2 separate regions of the Homo sapiens genome follow, and region 1 is linked to region 2. A link is an interaction called in ENCODE POLR2A ChIA-PET data of the cell type or tissue named here. Cell type or tissue: A673. All regions are shown on one strand. Links, peaks and the distances in the headings refer to the core of each region. The heading gives the core; the rest is flanking DNA.

What was found. Peaks named below come from ENCODE experiments on the same cell type or tissue, not always from the same donor. Only the 100,000 strongest peaks of a DNase experiment are listed, where the experiment ranks them.
Region 1: POLR2A ChIA-PET joins it to region 2 with 12 read pairs; 2 of 35 experiments call an interaction of 5 or more read pairs at or near these places.

What each region holds. Positions count from the first base shown.
Region 1 is chr2:224,673,661-224,684,394 of GRCh38, forward strand. It overlaps LOC105373910 (a long non-coding RNA gene), which reads left to right and starts at 4,936. Exons shown (of 3, transcript XR_923956.2): 1 at 4,936-5,086. In A673, for the core only: no CTCF peak of the experiment used is centred there; a DNase peak (open chromatin) is centred at 4,821.
Region 2 is chr2:224,790,730-224,798,729 of GRCh38, forward strand. It overlaps DOCK10 (dedicator of cytokinesis 10), which reads right to left. Exons shown (of 56, transcript NM_014689.3): 42 at 7,103-7,240; 43 at 6,235-6,417; 44 at 5,587-5,697; 45 at 4,150-4,365; 46 at 2,671-2,728; 47 at 2,245-2,343. Among named protein-coding and RNA genes, the nearest start is that of CCDC195, 78 kb to the left of the region's middle. In A673, for the core only: no CTCF peak of the experiment used is centred there; no DNase peak of the experiment used is centred there.

The sequences.
Region 1 (10,734 bases), core at 1,320-9,319, 120 kb before region 2:
GAAAAAACACATATCGTAAAATGTACTGTCTTAACCGTTTTTAAGTGCATATTTCAGTAGTCGTAAGTATATTTACATTATTGTGAAACAGATCTCCAGAACATTTTCTTCCTGGAGAATTAAAACTCTCTACTTGTTAAACAATAACTCCCCTTTGCCTTCTCCTCCTAGCCCCTGGTAACCAACACTCTCCTTTCTATGTCTGTGAATTTGACTACTTTAGATACCTCATAGAGCTGGAATCATAGAGTATGTGTTCTTTTGTGAGTAGCTTATTTCACTTAGCATAGTGTGTTCAAGGTTCATTTGTGTTGTAGCATGTAACAACATGCTTCCTTCCTTTTAAAGACTAAATAATATTCCAAAAAGATGAAAGAACAGGGAAAAGGGCTGGCCCAGCTTTGTGGTCTGATTGTAACTGTATTAATCCGAGATCTCAGCTGGGCCTGCAGTGTCCAAGATGTGCTGCTCTCCTCCTCCAGGGCCCCTTTCCACGTGGTATCTCATGATTCAAGTCTAGCCCAGCCTTCTTTGTAGCATGGTAGATAGCTTCCAAGGAGGAGCTTTCCAAGCGGTCAAGTCCCAGTGTCCAAGCACTTATCAAACTCTGTTTGCATCATGCTTGATAATTTCCCATTGGATAAAGCAAGTCATATCACCAAGGCTTGAGGTGACATGGAAGGGACAAACTACAGAAAGGCATGAACACCATTAGGTAAGGATCCTTGGGGGCTACCAATGTAGCAATGAACTACACCTACTCTGTTCCTTCTTTTTCCACAGCTCTTATCACTTAACAATTTTTATTGAATTTTTAAATTTTTTTGTAGAGACGGGGTCTCACCATGTTGCCCAGCCTGGTCTCAAACTCTTGGCCTCAAGCGATTGTCCTGCCTTGCCCTCCCAAAATGCTGGGATTACAGGCATGAGCCACCATGCCCAGCCCACCTATCGCTTTTTAATGTGCTCTATACTTTACTTCTTTATTTTGTCTGATATCCATTGTCTGACTCATCAATAGAATATAAGTTTCAGGGCTGAGCTCGGTGGCTCACATCTGTAATTTCAATGCCTTGGGAGGCTGAAGTGGAAGGATCACTTGAGGCTAGGAGTTTGAGGCCAGCCTGGGCAACATGGTGACATCCAAGTTCTACCATCCCTCTCAAAATTAGCCAGGTGTGGTGTTGTGTACCTGTAGTCCCAGCTACTTGGGAGGCTGAGGTAGGAGTATTGCTTAAGTCCAGGAGTTGGATGCTGCAGTGAGCTATGATCACACCTCTGCACTCCAGCCTGGGCAACAGAGTAAGACCCTATTTCTGAGAAAAAAAAAAAAAAAGAATATAAGTCTCAAGAGAACATAGAACTTTGTTTTGTTTAGTATTTTTAATGAATGCATGTTTGAAAAGATTATAAAATTGACATAAAATAAGAATGAACAAATTTACTCACAGCATAATATAACTTTTCCTATTAATAAGTCAAAGTATATTAAAAAGAATAGGCCAAATACTGGGTTAATCCTCCCTCTTGTTAGATAATAACAATCATCTTGTTTGGAAATCATGCATCCTTCATCCATCTAGTATTTGTTGAGAGCTCTTAGGTCCCAGGAAATAGGGAAAGAGTGGAGAACAGGATGGACACGGTGCCTGCTCTCTTGGGGCTTAGGTACTACTGGTGAAGGCAGAGAAAAACAGGTGAGCAGATCAAACGATTATGAATTAGGAAAAGAGTTACAAAGTAAATAAGAAAAATGGTGGGAGGTACTCACTTCATATAGGTTGCTTGGGGCCAGCTTGCCTGATAAAGTGGCATTTAAGCTGAGATCTAAAAGGTAGGAATAAATTAGTGTATTAGTCCATTCTCACACTGCTGATAAGAACATCCCCTGAGACTGGATAATTTATAAAGGAAAGAGGTTTAATTGACTCACAGTTCGGCATGGCTGGGGAGGACTCAGGAAACTTACGATCATGGCAGAAGGGGAAACAAACATATCCTTCTTCACATGATGGCAGCAAGGAGAAGTGCAGAGTGAATGGAGAGCAAGGAGAAGGCAGAGGGTAAGCCCCTTATAAAATAATTAGATCTCATAAGAACTCACTCACCATCATGAGAATAGCATGGATGTAACGGCCCCCATGATTCGATTACCTCCCACTGGGTCCCTCCCATGACACGTGGAGATTATGGGAACTATAGTTCAAGATGAGATTTGGGTGGGGACACAGCTAAACCATATTAACTAGCTACCTGAAAAGTGGAGGAGGAGAGTTCCCAGCAGAGGGAAAAGCTTGTATGAAGACTTGTTAAAGCCAGAAACCTAAGAGTCCTTGTGATGCCCATCTAGCTATCAGCAGGTATTGTCAATTCTGTGTTCAAATCTACCTTCGCCTCTTACCTAGACTCCTTCCTACCTGGTCTACCTGCCTTCAGACTTACTTTTTCTCATTCCTTTCTATATAGTAGCAAAAAAAAAAAAATCTTTGAAAATATAAAACAAAAGATTTTTTAAAAAATCATTTGAAAGGCTTCCCACTATACTTTGAGGGGAACAAAAGCCCAATTTTTTTCATAGTCTGTGGCCTATTAAGTCCTATGCGTGTTATAACCTCTACCTGCCCTCAAATTCAGGTAGTTCCCCTATTTTACAGGTAGCTAAACTGTGGAACAAAGAGGTCAAGACACTCATCACAGGTAACATAGCTAGGGAGTAGCAGAGGCAGGATTGAAGTCTGGTAATGATTCCAGACTTTAGGAGTACAACTAAAGTTTCATTCCTCTTTATATGAGAAAGAATATTTAAACGCTGCCCTCAATGAGCCTAGCATTGTTTAATGGCTTAATAGACAGTAACTCTTTCAATCCTCAGAACAACCTTCTGAGGTAGGTATTACTGTCATTACCATTTTACAGAAGAGAAAAGCTATGTTCTCTATGTTTACAGAAGAGAAAAGCAATAAAAAGGAGAAACTGAGTTAGGCTCCAGGAAGTCTCACTCCAGAGGCCACACTCTTAACCACTAAATTACCTATGTTGGTTGTATTACTAAATAAAGTGTAGGGAACAGTTTTGACTTTTTAATGGATATTTTTTAAATGAAAAGACAACACGTATAAAAGAAAGTGTAAAAGGCTGGGCGCGGTGGCTTACGCCTGTAATCCCAGCCCTTTGGGAGGCTGAGGCAGGCAGATCGCTTGAGCCCAGGAGTTGGAGCCCATCCTGGCCAACATGGTGAAACCCCATCTCTACTAAAAATTACAAAAATTAGCCAGGCGTGGTGGCGTATGTTTGTAATCCCAGCTGCTTGGGAGGCTGAGGCACGAGAATCTCTTGAGCCCAGGAGGCAGAGGTTGCAGTGAGCCGAGATGGCGCCACTTCACTCCAGCCTGGGTGATGGAGCGAGACTCTGTTTCAAAAAAGAAAAAAAAAAAAAAGAAGGTGTAAAAATCAAGAGTGGACAGATTGATGACTTATCAAAGTGGACAAATCCATGAGCACTGCTCTGGTCAAGCAGTAGAACGTTATAGAGGCCAGCAGCCCACCCCATGCCCCTCCTAGTCACTGCCCCTCCCTCCTGCTCACAGGTAATCACTCTCCCGACTTCTAAAACTGTAGCCGAGTTTTGTCTGTTTTTGACTTACTATAAATGGAAAGATAAAATTTGCCTTTTTTTTTTTTTTTTGAGACGGCGTCTGGCTTTGCCACCCAGGCTGGAGTGAGTGGCACGATCTCGGCTCACTGCAGGCTCCGCCTCCTGGGTTCCCATCATTCTCCTGCCTCAGCCTCCGGAGTAGCTGGTACTACAGGCGCCCATCACCACGCCCAGCTAATTTTTTGTATTTTTAGTAGAGATGGGGTTTCACAATGTTAGACAGGATGGTCTCGATCTGCTGACCTCGTGGCCTCCCAAGTGATGGGATTACAGGCGTGAGCCACCACGCCCGGGCCAAAATTTTCCTTTTTTTAGGACAAAAGTGTGTCCTGTCTGCGCGCGGTGGCTCACGCCTGTAATCCCAGCACTTTGGGAGGCCGAGGCAGGTGGATCACGAGGTCACGAGGTCGAGACCATCCTGGCTAACATGGTGAAACCCCATCTCTACTAAAAAAGAAAAATACAAAAAATGAGCCGGGCATGGTGGCGGGCGCCTGTAGTCCCAGCTACTCGGGAGGCTGAGGCAGGAGAATGGCGTGAACCCCGGAGGCGGAGCTTGCAGTGAGCCGAGATTGTGCCACTGCACTCCAGCCTGGGAGACAGAACCAGACTCCGTCTCAAAAAAAAAAAAAAAAAAAAAAAAAAAAAAAAAAAAAGAAAGTGTATCCTAATTTGGAACACATGGGTCATTCAGTGGGAATTAGAACAACCTAGTGGAAATTGCCTCTAAATGCTGAGGAGAAACCACTGTGCCCGTGCAGTGTACTATAGGGCTGAGCTTGGAATAAACTTCCCTGGATTTGCCAGTGACAGGTGGTACAGTCAGCCTGGAAAATAAATGAAAATGAGGTAAAAATGAAATTTTGAAGGAGGCATCTCGAGAATGCATGAACAGAACTGGAAAAAAATGCCACATGGAATTAATAATGTGGGAAAATGAGAGGTTAACTCTCTACCAAGGACAAATTGTAATGGGCAATTGCAAGGTAAGACATTTATGGAAAGATCACTTGTTTACTTGTGATGTTTGGGAAGTGAGGAACCATTTGGAGTGGCTCTGTCTTTTATCCATTTGCAGAAACCACAGGGGTAAGCTCTTAAAAGCCAATAATATGAAAGAGAAACTATATAATATAGCATGGCTTACGTGATGCAATAAAAAAGATTAAGGGGTTGCACAAGCTTGCAATTGTCAGTTAATCACTAGCTGCATGAGTGATGAAAGGGACTTTATAATCCAACGCCTGCAGTTTATAGAGACCCAGCCTTGTTAAGTGAACAGAGGCACAGTTAACCAGGGCACGCCCTGAGAAGGGACAGGGTTGGGGCTACAGCCTTGGTATTGGGAAGGTTCAGTTCTTCACCCTATATTGAACTTTCTTATGAGGTCAAGATGTGTAGATGAAGGTTCTGGTCTGAGATCTTAAAAAGGTAAGCTAAAATCTTATTCTGGGGTGATTTTGCCTACTATTTATTCTCCCTCGTGAAAGATCAAGGGGCCCTGGTAGTAGGAAAATAGCTTCTGTGGGTTTGGGGATGGGATGACTACTTGCACCTGGAATGTAAATTATTCTTCCATTTCCCTGTAGACTTTACTCTCGGTTCTTTGAAAATTGCCTCCATCTCACCCTTCAACCTTTCCTAAAACTGGACCTAATTTTTCTCCATTTAGCACTTAATGGATTTTTTTCCTCAAAACTTATTACAGTAGTATTTGTGTGTGTGTGTGTGTGTGTGTGTGTGTGTGTTTATAGACAGAGTCTCACTCTGTCACCCAGGATGGAGTGCAGTGGCACAATCTTGGCTCATTGCAAACTCTGCCTTCCAGGTTCAAGTGATTCTCGGGCCTCAAGCAATTCTCGTGCTTCAGCCTCCTGAGTAGCTGGGATTACAGGCATGTGCTAAAACACCTGGCTAACGTTTTTGTATTTTTAGTAGAGATGGGGTTTCACCATGTTGCCCAGGCTGGTCTCAAATTCCTGGCCTCAAGGGATCCACCCACCTTGGCCTCCCAAAGTGCTGGGATTGCAGGCATGAGTCACCGTGCCCAGTATTTATGTGTTTTTTGTTTGTTTGTTTCTGTTTGTTTTTAAATCTCTTGCTTCGTTAGGAAATCTCTTTGTCTGTGTCCCCAGCTATACTCTAAAATCCAGCCAGTCAGGGACCAGTCTGTCCAGTTCACTGCAGTAATCCCTGTGTGGCTGCAGCACTTCACCCATAGTGAGTGCTAAATTAAGATTTCCTGGGGCCAGGCACAGTGACTCACGTGTGTAATTCTAGCATTTTGGAAGGCCAAGGTGGGAGGATCACTTGAGCCCAGGAGTTCAAGACCAGCTTGGGCAACAAAGTGAGACGCCTTCTCTACAAAAAAATTTAAAAATTAGCTGGGTGTGATGGTGCACACCTGTAGTCCCAGCTACTTGAGAGGCTGAGGTGGGTGGATCTCTTGAGCCTAGGAGGTTGAGGCTGCAGTTAGCTATGGTAACTCCACAGCACACCAGCTTGCGTGGCAGAGCAAGATCCTGCCTTGAAAAAAAAAAAAAAAAAGATTTCCTGAATAAATGAAATGGCCTTTCTGAAAAGGATAGGTGACCACCGTATGTCCCTGAATGTCTGGCTCTAGTACAGGCAAATTGCTGTTAAAATAAGGCTGTAGGCCAGGCGTGGTGGCTCACTCCTGTAATCCCAGCACTTTGGGAGGCTGAGGAGGGTGGATCACCTGAGGTCGGGAGTTCAAGACCAGTCTGGCCAACATGGTGAAACCCCGTCTCTACAAAAATACAGAAATTAGCCGGGCATGATGGCGGGTGCGTGTAATCCCAGCTACTCAGGAGGCTGAGGTGGGATAATTGCTTGAACCTGGGAGGCAGAGGTTGCAGTGAGCCGAGATCGCGCTGTTGCACTCCAGCCTGGGTGACAGAGCAAGATTCTGTCTCAAAAATGAATGAATGAATCAATAAATAAATAAATAAATAAATAAGGCTGTAACATACATTTGGGCTTTCAAAAGCTATGTTTCTATTGTATCAGCAGTTTTGAGTATTCTTGGTACTTTTAGCTATCTGTATATGGCCCCTCAGTTTGGAAAGCAAGAGAAGCTGTGGAGGATAACACACCTGAGTCCTCTCATTGAATCCTTCTTAAAATCTGTCTAGTCCCAAAAGTGTAGGTTCTTCCAATGTGTTCAAAATCTGGCATGTTTTGCTGAGTGGATTCATCTTGGGGAAACTTAGTGGTCCACTTCAGTGGAATTTTGTTTGTATTTCCCGGGATTTTGTTTTTATTTTTTGAATCAAAGTGAACTTGAGATGCCTCTAGAGCTTCCTCACTGGCCTGGAAATTCTCGGGGACACATGCAATTATTGAGGATCCTCCAACCTAGAGTCAGTCTGCAATTAGATCTTCTATAGCAGATATCATCAAGCCCAGAGAGCCCTGTGCTCTCTCCTCCTTGTCCAGACCAATGTGTGGAGAATGGAGGAAGAATTATTTTAAGATGGATACATGTATGGCCATGATTTTTGTGGCTTGGGAGGCAGCATCAAATAGTGGCTAGTTCCACAGGAGTCAGACTGCCTGAATTCAAACCCTGTCTGTGTTACTTAGTGTCAGTATGACTTTGGGAAAGTGATTGCTGTGATCAGAATGTTTGTGTCTCCCTCTAAATTATTATTATTTTTTTAAGACAGAGTCTCGCTCTTGTTGCCCAGGCTGGAGTGCTGGAGTGCAATGGCACAATCCAGGCTCACTATAACCTCCACCTCCTGGGTTCAAGTGATTCTCCTGCCTCAGCCTACCGAGTAGCTGGGACTGCCCACCACCACACCCAGCGAATTTTTGTATTTTCAGTAGAGACAAGGTTTCCCCATGTTGGCCAGGCTGGTCTTGAACTCCTGACCTCAGGTGATCCACCCGCCTCGGCCTCCCAAAGTGCTGGGATTACAGGCATGAGCCACCATGTCTGGCCCCCTCTAAATTCATATATTGAAATCCTAACCCCCAAAGTGATGGTATTAGGGGTGGGATATAAGGAGGTAGTCCATTTCTGCTGCTACAAGAGAATACCTGTGACTGGGTAATTTATAATGAACAGCAATTAATTTCTTACCGTTTTCAAGGCTGGGAATTCCAAGATCCAGGGCTTGGTCTCCAGCAAGGGTCTTCTTGCTGCATCATCCCACGGTAGAAGGTGTAAGATCCAAGACAGCGAGAGAGAGAGAGAGAGAGAGAGAGAGACAAAAGGGGCCAAACTCATTCTTTTATAAGGAACCCACTCCCATGACAACAAAGCCATACCCTAATAATGGCATTAATCCATTCATGAAAATAGACCCTCATGGCCTAATTACCTCTTAAAGGTCTCACCTCATAATACTGTTAAGATAGTAATTAAATTTCAACATGAGTTTGGGAGGGGACATTCAAACTATAGAGTGGGGCCTTTAGGAGGTGACTAGGGCATAAGAATGGAGTCCTCATGAATAGAATTGTGCCCTTATTGTGCCCTTAAAGAGACCTCAGAGAGACCTTGGCCTCTTCTGCCATGTGAGGCCACAGCAAGAAGTACCATCTATGAGCCAGAGATGGGCCCTCACCAGACATTGAATGTGCCTGGATCTTGGACTTTCCAGCCTCCAGAATGGAGAGAAATAAATTCTGTTGTTTGTAAGCTACCCAGTTTATGGCACTTTGTTATAACAGCTTAAATGAATTGAGACATTGACTTTTCCTATCTGAGAATTGCCTATCAATATTGGTGTTTGAATTTTTATTTCCTGGGGTTAAATTTCCTGCCCTTAAAAGTCCCTTCCTACCCAAATTTCTAAGACCAAAATGCATTTCTGTTGCTCAAATGTGGTGAGAAGTTGCCTGGCAAACAGTGTACATGGATAGTGTCCTTAGCTGGAAAACTCCTATGTTCTGGTTTAGCATGGCTTATAGTCATCAAAGAAGCAATATTGCCTCTAGTGAAAGATATTTGGCACAATATCCAGCCCCAGGGGTATGCTACAACCCAGATGGCTGAGATCTCTAGCAGGACAGCAGGTGCACATGCAGGCAAGCAGGATTACTCTGAAATAGGGCTAGAGGCATAATTTTTCATTTTATATTATTTTCTGAGCTTAATCCACAGAGTTATTTCTCCTCAAGGGAATGTGATAATACACGTTGGCAAAATAGTGCAAATGTAACTGAGACCATATGGTGGAGTATTTATTTTCTTATTAGGCAAATACGACTAATCTATTATACATAGTAAGTATCTGTTGTGAATATATTTTAATGTGAACAAAGCAATAGCTAAACTACCATTAAAAATAAGGTTGACACCATTTTTTGCATCTATTTTCATTTATTTTACCACCATCTAATATTTTTGCATTTTAAAAACATTTAAATCTAATGAACTTTTCAATTCAATTGCAATTTTTGGCTGAAATATCAATATAAAAACCTTCAAGATTGAGATAATGATTTATGTCTTGGCTCATTTATCCAATTAAAAGTCAAAGTGAGGTACAAATTAAATGATCCATATTATCAAATAACAGTTAACAGTCTCTGGGACGAGATATGAGAAGGGACATGAGACAATCACAGATTAATTGGTTCTTAGGCATCATAACATTTTTACGTATTGAATTACACTTTACGTAGATTTTGCATATGTCCTTCAACTGAATCAAAACATAAGTTGGGGAAGTTGATTTACTCCTAAAGGGACTGGTTTTTTATGTTAGACTACTGAGTGAGCTATGAATTAACTTTTAATAGTTTGAATTCTGTTTGGCTTCTGTTTTGATGAATTACTTCATCAAGCTTGACATTCTGAGGGTTTTTATGAAGATTTCTGCCTGGTATTTTTCTTTTCTCTTTGAAAAACTTTATTTTTTTGTTGAGGTATAATTTACACAGAGTAAAATGCATATATCTTAAGCACTGTGCTAGGCAGAATAATGTACTACCAAAGATTTCCACATCTGAATTCCTGAAACCTATGAATATGCTACTTTATATGACAAAAGGAAATTTGAAGATTTGCTTAAATCTCCTTGAGATAGGGAGATTATTCTGGATTATTTGTGTGGACTCAGTGTAATCACAAAGGTTCTTAAAAGCAGGAGAGAGAGGCAAAAGGGAGATCAGAATTATGTAATGTAAGACCTCCACCCATTACTGACTTTGAAGATAGAGGAAGGAGGCTGTGAGTTAAGGAATGTGGATGACTTCTAGAAGCAGGAAAAAGCAAGACAATGAATTCTCCACAGTCTTTATTTATTTTATTTTATTTCTTGAGACAGAGTCTCACTCTGTCACCCCAGGCTGGAGTGCAGTGGCACCATCTTGGCTCATTGCAACCTCCTGGGTTCAAGCCATTCTTGTGCCTCAGCCTCCCAAGTAGCTGGGATTACAGACATCTGCCACCACACCCAGCTAATTTTTTTTATTTTTAGTAGAGACAGGGTTTCACCATGTTGGCCAGGCTGGTCTTGAACTCCTGACCTCAGGTGATCCACCTGCCTTGGCCTCCCAAAGTGCTGGGATTACAGGTGTGAGCCACCACACCCAGCTACTCTTTATTTATTTATTTATTTTGAGACAGAATCTTGGTCTGTTTCCCAGGTTGGAGTGTAGTGGCACAATCTTGGCTCACTGCAACCTTTGCCTCCCAGGCTCAGGCGATACTCCCACCTCAGTCTCCCGGGTAGCTGGGACCACAGACTCACACCACCATACCCAGCTAATTTTTTGTATTTTTTCGTAGCTAAGGAGTTTTGCTATGTTGCCCAGGTTGGTCTTGAACTACTGGACTCAAGCCGTCAGCCCACCTCAGCCTCCCAAAGCTCCCCGTCTTTAGAAAGGAACGCAACCCTGCCAAAACCTTGATTTTTGCCAAGGGAAACCTTTGTTGGATTTTTGGCCTTACAGAACAGTAAGATAGTAAATTTGTATTGTTTTAAGCTACTAAGTTTGTGGTGATTTGTTATGGCAGCAATAGAAACCCAATACAACAGCAAAATAAATTTTTTGGGTGAGAGGGACAGATCCCTCATGAATGGCTCGGTACCCTCCTCACA
Region 2 (8,000 bases), core at 1-8,000:
AACTGAAGCAGCTGTACTTTCTGGGGTCGCCTATCTTCACCTATATTCATACAATTGTGAACATTGTAGGGAAGGGATAATTTACTCCTTTGACTCAAAAATATCAAAATAGAAAAGTATATTAAGGGCTTCAAATACATGCCAATGACATTCCCATATATGCTGATGATATATGCTAATTAGAATATGCTAATATATCATAGCATATATCATCAGCTAATGTATCATCAGATATATGTTAATGTATCATAGATGATCACCTTCCTAATTTTAAAGTTTACTCAACAAATATATCCTTTTCTTGATGGACATACATTATATTCTCATATCACCTTAGGTCTAACATTGGGCATTTAAAGCATTTTGAATATTAAAGATTCACACAACTTTTTGGTATCTAAGTTTCCACAAGTTCTCAAACTAACACCTGCCTTTACTGGTTTTCTTCAATTTTGTTCTTAGAATTTGAAAGTCTTTATGGAACGTTACGGCATCTGGTTATGATAAGCAATAGATGAGGAGGAAGGGCATGTTAAATAAGGCAATGATGTGTTTGATGACATGCATATAAATATCAGGCTACATAGGAAGTGTGACACTAAGCAAGAAGATTCCTGAATTTTTGGGTGGACATGAGCCATGGGTGCCATAGGGTGCCACATCTGGCTTCTTCTCCAAGGTCCTTAAACAAGTGACCTCACTGTCTCTCAGTTTGCTTTGGTCATTTGGTTCAAAAGTCTTTTTTTTTTTTTTGAGATGGAGTCTTGCTCTGTTGTCCAGGCTAGAGTGCAGTGGCGTGATCTCAGCTCGCTGCAACCTCCACCTCCTGGGTTCAAGCAATTCTCTGCCTCAGCCTCCTGAGTAGCTGGGATTTATAGGCACCTGCCACCACGCCCGGCTAATTTTTTTTTTTTTTTTGTATTTTTAGTAGAGACGGGGTTTCATCATCTTGGCCAGGCTGGTCTTGAACTCCTGACCTTGTGATCCACCTGCCTTGGTCTCCCAAAGTGCTGGGATTACAGGCGTGAGTCATGGCACCTGGCCAGTTCAAATGTCTTATATGCAAAATCCAGTGAGACCTTTTAGAAAACATACAAATATTTAAATGAATAAGGGATGAATTATGTTTCTGAAATATAGCAAGTAAAGTCCATTTACATTTCGTTTAAGTCTTTTGATTTTCAACATCTAAAAATGTATTTCAACATCTAAAAATGTTGTTTGTACACGGAGTTTTCCACTGCATTTGGAAAGTTAAACCAGTGTTATCAAAGAGACTACAGTTCATAAAATTTGGATTCAAACAAATTTTTGCAATTGAATGTAGATTTAATGTGTAAACTATATCACTCACTTTTTTGTGCAAAGAGTAACTCTTTAGTCATTATTATAATTTCAAAAAATCAGACATTAATGATGGAATATTTCTAAAGGAAATCTGTACCATAAGCCATATGTTATAAATTGTCAGTTTATACTTTTTAAAAATGAAATGGAACATGCTGATTATAAAGTCCTACATATATAGAATATATATATGTATATATCTTCATTTTTCTTTTTATTTTTTTGGAGACGGAGTCTCACTCTGTTGCCCAGGCTGGTGTACAGTGGTGCTATCTTGGCTCACTGCAACCTCCGCCTCCTGGGTTCAAGTGATTCTCCTGCTTCAGTCTCCCAAGTAGCTGGGATAACAGGTGCCTGCCACCATGCCCAGCTAAATTTTGTATTTTTAGTAGAGACCAGGCTTCACCATGTTGGCCAGGCTGGTCTCGGACTTCTGACTTCAAGTGATCTGCTCACCTTGGCCTCCCAAGTGCTGGGATTACAGGCGTGAGCCACCGCGCCTGGCCCTATCTTTTATTTGGAATAAACAGTTTTATTACATTTAAAAATTAAAATAGATTCCTCTTGCAATTTCAAACAATTTACCAATTTCAGAATAAACATCCCTATGGCAGACTGGCATGCAGATTGGTAGCTAAATATGGCTGTAACTCATAAACTTGAATGTTGGAGAACATACAGTTCTATTTGCTGACAACTTTTCAGTTATTTAAATTTTATAAATTTTGGATGGGATTTCTGAATGGCAGGAGTTTAAGTTTTTTGCAGAGTAAGTTGGGTAGATCTGAGACAGTTTTTGCTTCTAAGAATATATTTAAGAAGGTTTCACTGAAGTAGAATTTGAGCAGCAAGTGGATTTCCTCTGCATTGGGATAAATGAGCAGTTAGGTCACTCACTTCCTCCACTGGGAGTTGTTAGTAATGAGTTGCTATCACAGGGGTGGGTATCCTCCGAGAGCAGGGATGCTGTGCAAATCTTTTCCACTTTCCAGTAACCTATGGTAGTGCAAGATGAGGTTAGGACATTGCTACATGTTTATGTTAATACAAGCTTTAGAGACTACAAATCGTTAGCCAATGATGCATTCTCGTTTTGAACTAAGAAGTTGACCATCCAGTTAGCCTTTGCTGTACATAGAATAAATAAGTCAATGGCATGATAGACTTAAAATGTTTAAAGTACAGCATAATTAGAAGTATCTGTGAAAGCGATTATTACTTAAACATAACAGATTAATAAAATGTAAAATTAATACATTATTTCTATTAGGCTTCAATGTGTTGATATCTAGGCTTTTTGCCTCCCTCATGTGGTCATCTTACCCTTTCTTTTCAGATACTCTGCAATGAGAGCAGCAATATGGATGTAACACATGGCAGCCTGTAATGAGAAAGAAAATAAAGAGGCTCAGGGGATGGAGTTTAATATAATTAGGGCTAATCTTCCAAGGCGAGTCAGTATTCCATATCAGAATATGTTAGAAGGATCCTTTGTAATCACCAAATTGAAAGCAAGGATCAATTGTATTTCCAAAAAAATTCACCATCAAGAATAAAATGAATATTTGGGTTTTTGTTTGTTTGTTCTTGGTTAGTTTGGAGATGGGTGAAGGAGCTGGCCCAAAGAATTTTCCCATAGAATTCTCTTCCTCCCTTAAAGTCTAAGCCTAGATTAAAAATAAATCATAAGTCTCCTTTTAAAATTAAAACTATAACTCTAGTATTTAGATATAAAGTGGAAATAAAAATATCTGCCTTCTAAATAAGTTTTTTTTTAACCTCCTGGAATAGCCCCTCTGAATTTGTGTTGCCTTTAAAATGGTCACCTCACGAGTACTTGATTGACTAGTGTGACACAATGTAACACCCGTGCTCCCCACAAACTAGATTATATGGCTGATGTTATATTTTAATCTGTCTCTTATGAAGCCCTGAACGTTGCTGAACACATATTAAAACTCGACTTGCTAAAGATTCCAAATGACTTCAGCTTTTTCCTTTTGAGGTTTTATGGAGAAATTTCATCATTTTCAGAGCAGCCCAAGGGCTTCTCATTCTTGTCCTCACTAAATTGCTGCCAAGCCAGCCTTCTGGTTTCCATTCCAGAGTCCCTGATTACCACATGTGTTTAGAAGAGCTTCAGAGTTTAGGACTATCCTAGACAAATTAATCTCTTCCCCAAAGGGACATAGTTCCAGAATAGCGTAGAACTTCCCATTTGGTACTAAGAAGACCTTGGGTGCTATGAATTGCTGCTTATGATCCACCCAGTATTGAAACTGACATAAAAAGTTAAGTGTTGACTTATAATCCTCGTGCAGTGGACTCTCCTCACATGGTGCTAAGGATCATTCATTTTTCCATGGCCAGTTCAAACTAGCTGTAAATGAGGACTGATTCCCCCTGCCTGAGTTAACTCACTATGGTGGCAAGCTTCCCCATTCAACTCTAGTTGCAGAGAAGAAGTTTTAAAACACAGAACATTAATTTAACGACTCAATTCCCAGACACCCTTACCACACCCCTCCTTAGCCTCAGGTTTTTAGCATTCAGCGTTGCATTACAATTTCTACACCTGCAGTTGCCCCCACTGACTCTGGCCTTTATTTGATATCATTTACTTAGCGTTAGGTATCCTTGAATGCTATATGGAAATGTATTGTATATGATATATAACTGAGTCATTTCTAGATTAGTTGAAAAACATGGCATCCTTTTCTAGTCCATGCTGTAAATGAAAATCCAATTTTCCTGATAAAGAGGACAATACTGATGGTAAATGACCAAGCCTTGGCTAATCACCTCAGATAAATCTCCGTTTCTGGCATGAATCTTGGCCATACTTTCCAGCCAGGTCCTGCGTAGTTCAGGAGTGCTTGCGTAGGAGTTTGCCAGGCTGTACTGGAGATCCACCAGCATCTCGGGGTCCTTCTCGTGCTCCTTCATCTGAGCTGTGGCCATCAAAACAGTCCTTATACGCTTAGTCAGGTCCTTCACCTCTGCTGGGAAATTGCTGTTCTTTGGAAAAGAGAGAGCCTGGGTCATTATCTGTTTAGAATCTATAGGTTAACTGACTTTAAGTTATGCTATTAATTATGGCTACGCATCACAGTTTGGAGCATTCTATATATAGTTATAAATGAGTGCATTCTATATATGTGCATTCTATGTTTTGTGACTGTGGATACACACATTTGAAGATAAACATTTCAGGAGCCTCTATTCTTTTGTCTTCAAGAACACCTTCTTCTGGTGAAACGTCCTGATTGTCTTTGAGATATATTCCCCTTCCTGACTCTAGCTCATGTGATTTGAACAGGTCTGACTTTACTCCTAGAGACCATGGATGGCATATAACACTGGCCTGGCCAATTCTATTTTTTGATCCTCCAAGCTACAGTGATTGGTTTAGGGATAAGCATATTATTTAAGCTTGGATCAAAGAGATTCAGTTGTGGGACTTTAATTGGAACTATCAAACAAGGTGATTTTCTACTCATAAGATACTACCAAGGTCCTCAGAATTTCTGAGAACATGCCCAGGGGGATAGCCTGTCTGGAAATGAAGTAAACAAAGAGGAAAGCTGAGCTGACAGACAGTGAGAGAGGCAAGATCGAGGCAGTAGAGGGATGGGTCTGAAAATTATTTTAATCCCTGGGTCCAGCCATGACTGAAGCCTGGCTCTAGACTTGGACTTTTCAGTATAATGACTACAGGAGAAGTCTTCAGAAAGTGCTAAACAAAAGATAAGATGAATTTTCCCCCAAATAGAGTTAGGAGTGTCATTGTATTTCTGGATATTTATGGTAAATCCTCTTGTTCTAGGCCATTCAACCACACATATTGGGAATGCCTCTTAACAGATCACATGCTTAAAGTGTAAGAGCTGCTTAACGATTCAAACAATAAACTTGATAGTTTACTTTGAGGAGTGCTCAAAGCTCAAAGTCTCAATAAACAAAATAAACAATTATTATTATTATTATTATTATTATTTTAGAGACAAGGTCTTGCTCTGTTACCCATGCTGGAGTGCAATGGTGCCATCATAGCTCACTGCAGCCTCAACTCAAACTCCTGGCCTCAAGCGATCCTCCTGCCTTGGCTTCTCAAAGTGTTGGGAATACAGGCGTGAACCACTGTACCCAATCTATTTTTATGATTTTGATATCTCACAAAAAGAATCCACTTCAGATTTAAAAAAATTCTGCAGTAAAAGCCCACAAAGCATTTCTTACTTTCATTTGCTTATCTCCATTGGCGAAATTATTGGTAATTGCAAGCGAATGTTGAAACCGAGAGCCTCCAATCCCAGCATCGGCTATTAACTGGCTCACAGCTTTGATGAGCTAGAAAAGAAAAAAAATGAACTCTCAAAAACAAGACCAGAAATAGTCTTCTTAAAGAAATCCACTGGGCTGGGTAAATGTATTATTAGTTTCTCCCTGTAGGTCCAATAAAAGAAGTGTTTATGTATTAAAGCTCCAGAACGTATTATTAAATCTAGGGTGTTTCCTATAATCTTAAATACCTAAGAGAGGCTGCAGGAATCTTGGAATCTTGGGATGCCTAGAAGAAAAAAAATTACGTTTGGAATTTGGCGGGGTTTGACCTGTTGGAGCTAGCCATGGTTTCCTGAGTTGTTTACTCCATATGATTCTATTTCCTGGCAGAAGAAAGGAAAGTACAAGTGGAGATAGGGCTCTGCTGATTTCTGCCCAGCTGTGCCCCTACTATTAAACAGAACTGAATGCTGTGGGCGTCTTTAAGGAGGACGCTAGTGGAGGAGTTAGTGACGGCTTGCCCTGAGGACAGTAGGCTTTAAGCACTGCTGAAACAGATCAGTGGTTTTAACAACAGCATTAATGAAAATTGGCAGCACTTACTTGTAAGTGGGACCGGACAATTGACTTCTGCTTGTTAAATTCAAAATTCTTCCTCATGAAAAAGTACAGAAGGGCTGAGGCTTCTGTCTGAGTTGACCGTGACCTGTGGTTACAGCATTTTAGGACTTCGTAACAGAATGATCCACAGAGGTCAGCAGGCCCTTGAAAGAACGCTGAAGGAAACTGCAGAAATGGAAGAACGGGTGAAGGGAGCAACATGCCTTCATTTTGCTCTGTTCATTCTCATATTTTAAAATTCCCTAAAACAAAATCCCTCTCCTTTTTTTTTTTAACTTGGTCTATTTTTTTTTTTTCATTTGCAAGTGAGGAGGATAGAATTTGTTAAGGCCTATGTTAGCATTTGTCTTTTTTCCTAGATAGAATTATTCTCTACATTGTATAAGTATCCTTTGTATCAGTAACTGATGACAATCCAAAATAACAGTGAGAGCTTTGAAATGACCTCAATTCACCTGACATTGTTAAGATCACAGGTGTTATTTACAAGCGTCCTCAAAGGCGGTGGCTGTATCCACTTTAATGTGGAATCTTTAACTTGATATGCACCCCTTTAAGTTCAAGGGGTGCATTTTACCTAACTTGGTGCCGCAAACACAGATAACTCAAAGAATTGGTGACCAGATGCTAATTGTCACCAGATGCTAATATCTTCTGGTATTTGAGCAGACAGATTGTCAAGGCTGTGCACTCATTTTGAGACCAGGAATCAATGTCTAATAAAACCCAAATTGAAGAAAACAATCCTTCTTCCCTCCCTACTGAGAAACGCAAGGATTCCTATAGGTTTACTATTCTATGGGTTTACTGTCATCCTACCTAAACTTCATTGAAACCTGGAGATCCTTACCTTGCATACAAACAGTCTCAAGGAGGCAAACACATGCTTCAGCGCTGTGGCTGACTGATTGACTTGGAAAAAGAGCATGTAGGTATCAAAGACCCTTTTCATCAATGAATTTTGACAGTCACATTGTTGGAGTTGTCTCTGGAAATTCAATGCAGATGTTATTCAGGATAAGTGAAAGAAAATTTTCATTCTATCAAAAAATATTTATTGTGAACCTGTCATGTGGTAAGGCACTATTTTGAGTGCTAGAAATAAAGGATTGAACAAGGAGACACAGTTCATGTTTACTGTGAAACTTACATAGCAGTGATTGAAAAAAACATGACAAATGGAAATAGACTAGGATGATGTGATTGAAAGTAGTTGCTTTGGGGGTAGGATTACTTCCATAGGGTAGTCAGCAAAGACCTCTCTAATGGAAAATTGGCATGTGAGCTCAAAGGGGCCTGCCCTGGAGAGATCTGGGAGGACTGTCCTGTGGGGGAGAAACAGCTAGTAAAAGGGCCTTGATTTGGAAAGGAGCTTATGAGTTCAAGGTTGAGAAAGAAAAGTAGCTGATGCAATGGCGAGTTGGGTGGGGCCGGGGAGAAATGGGAGAGAGGTCACAGGTTCTTGAAGGCACTAGTAAAATCCTTAAAATTTGTGAGATTTGAGTGACATTTTCATGGCCCAATAAGAATCAATATAGTCATTACTTTCTCTACCACCATGCTGACATTTCATCTGAAATAGGGCTTTCTTGGCATAATTATGCTGTTCTGTGTAGACTTTATTCAAAGAATCCAAGTTTTCCTGGCTCAATCTTTTTTTTTTTTTTTGAGACAAGGTCTCACTCTGTCACCTAAGCAGGAGTGTCGTGGCACCATCATAGCTCACGGCAGCCTCCACTTCCAGGGCT